2 separate regions of the Mus musculus genome follow, and region 2 is linked to region 1. A link is a loop called in an ENCODE intact Hi-C map of the cell type or tissue named here. Cell type or tissue: heart. All regions are shown on one strand. Links, peaks and the distances in the headings refer to the core of each region. The heading gives the core; the rest is flanking DNA.

The links. A loop is a pair of places that touch in the nucleus more often than their neighbours do. Peaks named below come from ENCODE experiments on the same cell type or tissue, not always from the same donor. Only the 100,000 strongest peaks of a DNase experiment are listed, where the experiment ranks them.
Region 2: it touches region 1 in a loop (1.8-fold over the local background); 4 of 42 quality-filtered maps call a loop at or near these places.

What each region holds. Positions count from the first base shown.
Region 1 is chr16:91,597,161-91,601,860 of GRCm38, forward strand. It overlaps Tmem50b (transmembrane protein 50B), which reads right to left and starts at 520. Exons shown (of 7, transcript NM_030018.3): 1 at 422-520. In heart, for the core only: a CTCF peak has its summit at 2,293 (motif pointing left); no DNase peak of the experiment used is centred there; H3K4me3 peaks cover 21 bases; H3K27me3 peaks cover 363 bases.
Region 2 is chr16:91,544,604-91,548,110 of GRCm38, forward strand. It overlaps Ifngr2 (interferon gamma receptor 2), which reads left to right and starts at 2,456. Exons shown (of 7, transcript NM_008338.4): 1 at 2,456-2,629. The coding sequence starts at 2,560. In heart, for the core only: no CTCF peak of the experiment used is centred there; DNase peaks (open chromatin) are centred at 1,278, 1,978, 2,568, 2,778 and 1 weaker place; H3K4me3 peaks cover 1,813 bases; H3K27ac peaks cover 2,500 bases.

The sequences.
Region 1 (4,700 bases), core at 1,196-3,695:
CTCCTCCCTCTCCCCCCAGCGCTTGCAGGATGGAGGGGAAAGTCAAGGATACAAGGACAGTTCCTGGCAACGGCTCCGAGCAAACGGGAGGGTCGCTCGTCCCCAGACGCTCGTGGGGCCTCGGTGGCGGCTGCGGCGGTGCCCCACAGGACCTCCATCCCCTACCGATCGCCTTGGGGACCTCCCCAGACTCAGGACGAGATGCGCGGCGGAGCGGCCTGCCTCGGCTGAGCGCGGGTCACGGCGGCGTCAGGGCCACGGGGCGCCGAGAGGACGCGGGCGCAGGCCGGGCCCCGCCGGTCGCCCGCGCGCTCCTTGGCACCGACACGGGCGGCGCCACAGAACCTCAGGCCGCGCCGGGCCGGCGCCCTGCGTTCGATCGGCAGATCACAGAAACCCGAGACCTGCCAACCGCACTCACCCGGCTACCTGCGAAGTCTACACCGAGCCCAGGCAGGAGCAGGGACGTCGAGGGCGCGCGTCTGTCCGGGAAGCAGCGGCCCGATCAACCTCAGTCCGGGAGCCGGGGGCCGGCGGCGGGCGGGAGGCCAGGGCGCCGGTGGGGCGGGGGCGAGGCGCCGTGCGCACCGCAGGAACCAATGGGATTGCAGCAAGTGGCCTGCGTGGGCGGGGCATAACCCCTGGAGGCGGGACCGGGACCTCAGAGGCGGAACGGGGCTGGACCCGTGCGCTCTGCGGAGACCAATCATAGTGCGACCGATTAGATAGAGGGCGGGGCTTGATTCCTGAGGGCGGGGCTGGCGCGGTGCTCTACCTGCGTCCTGGAGCTGAGGTCCGGACCTCTCCTGCTGCGGTTTGCGGTAGTAGTGTAAACTCAAGCGCCTCAGCATCGGTGAGAGCACCGGTACGGGGAACCCAAGCCTATTACGCAAGGTCCTCTTGCATATCAGCAGTTGAGCATTGTTCACCAGCTGCCGAGAGTCGAGAACGCACTCCAAGACGTTCAAAAACCAAGACCTCAGAAGATGAAGTTACAGGTCCAGGGATCCCAGTCAGTACTGGTTTTCTGAGGGTACCCGCAAAGCAAAGCTACATAGCTATTTCAGCCTGATTCCTTTTTCCGTCTATCCAAATAGATTTTTGGCTTGTTTTGGGAGCAAATCTTTACTTATCTCCTTTAGAGATACTGCCTCTGGATTTTTCAGCATAACTTCAAAAACCACATTTCCTACAGAATATAAATGCAGTTAAAGAAAGATGCAAAGTCCAAGTTACTACTACATTGAAGGTAAAAACACACTTCACCTAGATAGAGTAAAGCAAAAAGATTTTTGTGTCACGTAACTGTCACAAATGACATCCTGGATCCTGTTACTCCTGTAGTTCTTGTATATAATCTAGGATTTAGGTATTCAATAAATATTCACTGCATAAATTCCTTTTTGGAGTATGGGATTATGCACACACACTAACAAGCAAGAGGGGCAGCAGAAGGGAACATCTTTAGGTATCTGTCCCAGAGCTAGGGAATGTAGTTCAGTTGGTACATTATTTAGCCTTAAATACATAAGGCTCTGGCTTGTATCCCAAGCATCATATAAACAGGTGTGGTGATACATGCCTGTGATCCCTGCATTCCAAAATGTCTCAGCTTGGGTATGATCATGGTCTCAAGCATATTTCTATTTCCAGTCAGACTGGATTACACAGCAAATTCAAGACCAAACCGAGCCGGGCGTGGTGGCGCACGCCTTTAATCCCAGCACTTGGGAGGCAGAGGCAGGTGGATTTCTGAGTTCCAGGCCAGCCTGGTCTACAAAGTGAGTTCCAGGACAGCCAGGGCTATACAGAGAAACCCTGTCTCGAAAAAAACAAAAACAAAAACAAAACAAAACAAAACAAAACAAAAGATCAAGCTGAAGTGAGGTCCTGTCTCAAAACTACTGGAGGATCTGGGATATAGTGTAGTAGTAGTGCGTTGCCTGTCCAGAATGTGCCGTCTGCTTTCACTTCTCCATCAGTTAAAAAGGGGGGCAAGGGGGACTGGGAAGATGCTCTACCGGAGGACCCAGAGTGGGGCTCACATCCACCTGTAACTCCAGATCCAGGGGCCACCTTCCTCTTCTGGATTCCCTGGACATCAAGCATGCAAATGGTGCACATATATGCATTCAGGCAAAACAAAAATACACAGGCTGGAGAGATGGCTCAATGGTTAAGAGCACCAACTGCTCTTCCAGAGGTCCTGAGTTTAATTCCCAACAACCACATGGTGACTCACAACCATCTACAATGGAGTCTGGTGCCCTCTTCTGGTGTGTCTGAAGAGAGCAATGGTATACTTATATACATGAAATAAATAAATAAATAGGGAAATAAAACCACTCATACACATAAAATGAGTTTGAATATTGAAGAAAAAGACCAGACCTCCATACATGCATTACTTGAATTGGAACTCCACCAAATGCTATGCAATCATATACTTTGGTGGTTTTGTTTTGTCTTGTTGCTGATTTTTTTGATTGTTTGTTTCCAAGACATGGTTTTCCTGTGTAACAGTGCCCTGGTTGCCCTGGAACTTGCTTTGTAGACCAGACTGATCTCCATCTCATAGAGATCCACCTGTCTCTGCCTCCGAGTGAGCCAGCACACCCTGCTGCTCATATACGTTGTTAGATTCTGGCCTGAGCACCTGTCTGTCGAGGCTCCCCAGGCTGGGGAGATTTTGAAACTTGCCACGGCACTCCAGTCGAGTCAGCCTGTCAGGCAGGGATGCCTAAAAGCTGCTCATGAGGCAAAAAGAGTTTCAAGGAAGCTCTCCTCCTGGAGTCTGGAGTTCTCTTAATTCTCCATTCCCGCGTTAATCTAGTGTATGGATCCACATGCTCTCTTTCAGTATCATCCTATTATAAGTGCCTTTTAAGATTGAATTCTGACATAGCTAAAGCCTCAGTGTTCCAACAGTCCTAGAACGTCCTTGAGCTAGACAGTGACATTCAGAATAGCCTCTCGTATTACACTATCAATAAAAGCCAAGTCGCTCCCATATACAGGAATTTACAATGGTTTAGGAAGTAGATTGGGCTGTGGTTTTAGAGTATTGCATTATTCTTGAGACGGTTAGCTAGAACGGAACTCCCTAGTTAGAACCATGACTTGGGTGTGAAAGCCCTTGCCCTAGGAGAGTAAAGACCTCACACCTGGCTTCTAAGACTATAGCTGAGTTACACCCATACACACACACACACACACACACACACACACACACACACACACGTATTTACAATGGCCTAAGGGGAAGGTGGACTATTCAACAGACTAAAATAGGAACTATGGCAAGGGCATGAAGCCCTTGACCCTGGCTTCTAAGATAGTGAATCTTAGGTGGAGCCCTTTTTCTTTCTTTTTTTTTTTTTTAAAGATTTATTTATTTATTATATGTAAGTACACTGTAGGTGTCTTCAGACACACCAGAAGAGGGCGTCAGATCTTGTTACGGATGGTTGTGAGCCACCATGTGGTTGCTGGGACTTGAACACTGGACCTTTGGCAGAGCAGTTGGGTGCTCTTACCCACTGAGCCATCTCACCAGCCCAGGTGGAGCCCTTTTTGATCCCAGTTGTTAACAATGAATTCTATCCCAGGTGGTTCCTGTTAGACCTTCTGTGTTTGCATTCCTCTGTTTTATGTAAGAATCCAGTAACCTCTTTGTACCTTGCTTGTACTTTTGGTGTGTCACCCAACTTCCTTATTGTCTTCTGCATAAAAAGTCCGACGCTCGATTTGACAAATTACATTCAGATTCCACACGACCTCTCCTGTGTGCATCTGTTTGTCCCTCATCCTACACTTTGTCCACCCACGACTAGAGACCCATTCCACGCAGACAAAGGGGCCCAGAGGGTCTGCGGCAGAAACTTTGGGATCCTTTTCTGCCTTGGACCAGAGCCGAAGATCCACTTCACCCAAAACAGCCAATGAGCTCTACTCCAGAAAGAAACCTACCAAGAACAGAGAGCAGTTCAGGCTGGGTGGGCTGTTCTGATTCGTCCTTAACTGCCAGCCAAGGACTGTACTACTAACGGTGCAATTCATAGCCCATCTTCTAAGAGTGCAAAGCAAACCCTACTCCATGGGAACTAAAAGATTGCAGTGGGCTGTTTCCACATGGAAGTGTAAACACTTTCAAATACTGCGTCTCCTCTTCAGAGGGTTTACTGTGTTGAGTAACAGAACGGCTTCACCCACTAGCTTTACTTTAGAAACACCTCTGTCACCTGGGTCATGGTGATTATTGCTGAGGTTCCTCTTCAGAAGTCAGGCCTGCATATGAGGTGACACTTTATGGCACTTGTACTAAAAGCTTTACCCTCTGATCGCACCAATGCTACCATTTCCTTAACGCGTGTGACATGAAGATTTATTGCACACATGCAGACATGGCTAGGGGAGAGCCATGGGAGAGTGTCGTGACTGCTCTAATTGATGTGGGAAGACTTGGCCTGAGAAAGGGGCACCGTTCCCTGGTTTGGGGGCCTGGATAGTGTAAGAGAATGTGTGCTGAGCAGGGGACAGGCGTGCGCTGTCTGCTCTTGGCTGTAGGTCTGATGTGACTGGCTGTTTTAAGTTCCTGCAGCCCCGACTTCTCTGATGGACTGAAACCCTATATTATAAGCCAAAAATGAACCCTCTCTGCAGGTTGTCTTTTGTCTGGGTATTTTATCACAGCGACAGAC
Region 2 (3,507 bases), core at 1,008-3,507, 53 kb before region 1:
AGATGGCCTAGTTGGCCATCATTGGGAAGAGAGGCCCCTTGGTCTTGCAAACTTTATAGGCCCCAGTACAGGGGAACACCAGGGCCAAGATGTGGGAGTGGGTGGGTAGAAGAGCGGGGGTGGGGGTGGGGGAGGGTATGGGGGACTTTCGGGATAGCATTTGAAATGTAAATGAAGAAAATATCTAATAAAAAATTGGAGAAAAAATAATTGTTGGCTTACAAAGTTCGTTTGGGGCTGGAGAGATGGCTTAGCAGTTAAGAGCACTGACTGCTCTTCCGAAGAAGGTCCTGAATTCAAATCTCAGCAACCACATGGTGGCTCACAACCATCCATAATGAGATCTGATGCCCTCTTCTGGGGTGTCTGAAGACAGCTACAGTGTACTTACATATAATAAATAAATCTTTAAAGGAGAAAAAAAAGAAAAAAACTTTGTTTTCACTTCACAACTACTGTTGCTCTACATAAGCTATAAAACATGGCATTTCTCAAGACTCTCATAGCTACCGGACACTTCCCTATGTGAGAAGTGTGTCAGATAGAAACTTCAAGAGGAAAGACACAGAAGCCTTATCAAAGTGGCTAAAATCTCCTACTTTGCAGATCTCCAGGGACTGGAGATTCGCTCAGCAGTTAAGAGGGCCTGATGCTCTTGCAAAGGCCCAGAATTCCAGGACCTCACAGCCATATGTAACTTCACTTCCTGGGAGGTGATAATCTCCACAGGGCCCTGCACACACACACACACACACACACACACACACACACACACACACACACATAAATATTTTTGAAAGCATTGTGATTGTGTTCATGCAGTGCTGGGACCAGTCTTTGCTCTCATGGTTTTGGAAGATGCAAATAAAACACCCTAAGGTTTAGTCTTTTGCTGTGTCCACAATAAGCCTACCTCCAAAGGGGAGAAGCAATGGGGAGGTAAGAGAGAGAACACAGAAATGGCGGCACACAGCACAATCAAAGCAGTTGCTCAGAGGGACAGACAGAGCCAGGAGTGCTACACACACAGGAAATGCCAGACCGGAGTTCCTGTTATCTTCCGCTGCCAGCTGCCAGATCTCAACAGAAGACTCAGCTATCAACGACATCAGGGTTCCTCTAGGCAGGAAGGGCAAGAGAGTGGATGCCAGCACCTAGCTGGCCTTGCCCTGACAAAGTTGCCTTGGGGAAAGGAGAGAAACGCTTGTCTTTGGGGGGTTGTATGCTTGAGGCATGGGGTACAGATCCAGGGAATATGCCCTTAGCACTGTGCTGAGGGAGGGAGATTCTAGACAGGGGTGTGGTAGGGAGTGGGGTGAGGCAGTAGTAGCACTTCCAAAGGCTTACCATTTGGGGTCAAGACCACAGGCTGAAAAGCTTAGTGATCACAGGTCCTTCGTGGCTTTAGCTGAGTCCTTTTCCTTACCCTGTCTCATAAAAATAAAACATGCCGGGGGCAGGGCACGGGGCACTCAGAGGGGTATACTTATAATCCACAGCCTGTGTGGTTAGGTTTTCTCTCCTCTGCGGTTTTCAACACGTCCTGTTGAGAGGATCCCCACAGCCCTCCTCTTCTCCTTGGCATGTAAGTACATTTCTGGGTCTTGAAATTCTCAAGTCATAGTTCAAATTTTTGCTAGATAATTTCATCACGTATTTTTATAACAGGCCAACTTCTGGAGCCACAGGCACAAGGGAAGGGTTTGGGGGCCCACGACTAACCCCTGAGAGGTAGAGATGTGAGGATCTGTGAAGTTCAAGGCCAGCTTCAACTACAGTTTAAAGTGGCTTCCTAAGACTGAGGCCTCAGCGGTTAGGAGCAATAGCTGCGGTTCGATGACCCCTTTCTTTGACTCTTGTCTCCCTCTAACCATTCCTTTCGTTGCCCCCTTTTTTGTGGCCGAGGTGTGAACGTCTCTGCCAACAGGCTGGCCACTGGGGAAGGCTCAGGCTGGGAGCCTATCCCTGCCCTGCTCTGGGGTCACTTCCTCGTAGCTTCACAGCCACAGAGGGCCAAACCCACAGACTATTAAGCAACCAGTACAGTTCCTCTAGCTTTTCTTCCTCTGTGACACCACGGCCTAGAGGGTCCTCTCTGCTATACCCTTAAGTAGCCCTTTGCTTAAAAGGATTCAAAGCTTAGCACGATCTTTCCGGTCATTAAAGAGAACAGAATTCAAAATAAATGGGTCCTTAAATCGTACGTGGCGGGAGTCCGAAGTGGGGTGGGGTAGGGTGGGGATGGGTGTCCACGGGTCTCTCCAGAAGGATGGTACTAGAGATCTCTGGCCACACATTGGAGGTCGGCTCGGCGAGGTGTGGCCGGAGTCACCGGGGCTGTGTGCTGGGCTGCGGGGGCCGCGGTTCCCGGGAACACCGGGGAAAGTCCCCACGGGCCGGGCGGGGGCGGGGCCGGGCGCGGTGGGGGCGGGGCGGGACGCAGGCGGGGCGAGGCGGCTCTGCGGCTAGGCTGGGGAAGAGGCGGGCGCTCGGCTCGCCATGGCCGCTGCGGTGCGAGTCTGAGCGGCGTCCACCCCGCGGTCCCGGGCCGCCCGGGCCATGCGGCCTTTGCCACTGTGGCTGCCGTCGCTGCTGCTCTGTGGGCTCGGTGCCGCGGCGTCCTCGCCAGGTAAGCGCGACCCAGGAGACCCCCCACCCCACCCCCGACTCCTCGGGCTCTCCTGGGTGTCGCGTCCGCGCGTGGGTGGCTCCGGGAGCTTGCACCCGGCACAGGGTGGGGTTCTGCAGTCGTTCCCGATCTGCGGGTGACCGCGATCGGACGGGGCACCGACCAGGAGGAATCTGCAAGAGGGAGCTGCAGTGAGTGTAGCGTGGACCACGGGGAATTCCAGGCCTGGAGGTGGAGAGCCCAGTTCGTCTTTGGCTCCTTGGTGCCAGGGAGATCAGCTGACGGGCAGGACCAGTATTTGTCTGGGCAGCCTATAAAATCCTCGTACTCAGTTCCTCGGGATCTTATAGATGGGGAGCAGAAATGCCTGTGTCCCCTCCAGTGTATGGGGACAGAGGGTCAGCTGAGGCACACTTTTAATCTCAGCTCTATCCTACTCCGCCCACACAGCCCTTTACCGGGGTTCAACTTCCCACTTTTGTCACCAACCTGACTGTATTTATGAGCCAGTCATCAAAACCAACAAAAGAAAGACATCACTAACCAAGAACATTCTTCCTACGTGATTATATTTTGCTGGGTTCTTTCCCGTGCAGAGATCATATCAAAGCTTGGATATCTGGAGTCCACAGTGGTAGTGGGGTGCACCCTTGTGAAAACACAGAACTCAGGATGAGAAAAAGGGGTCCTGAAGTTTCTGGCCGGCCGGGCCGGCTTGGTTTACTCAGTGGGTCTTGCTGTTGTTGTTTATTTTGTTTTTTTTATAGTTTGGCCATTAGTTAAATAAGCCTACGAATTGGGACGTTCCCTCCCATTGGAAGTGGTGTTGAGGAGTTAGTTGGTCCTCTGTCAGCATCCCTGCAAAGGCCCTTAAGTTC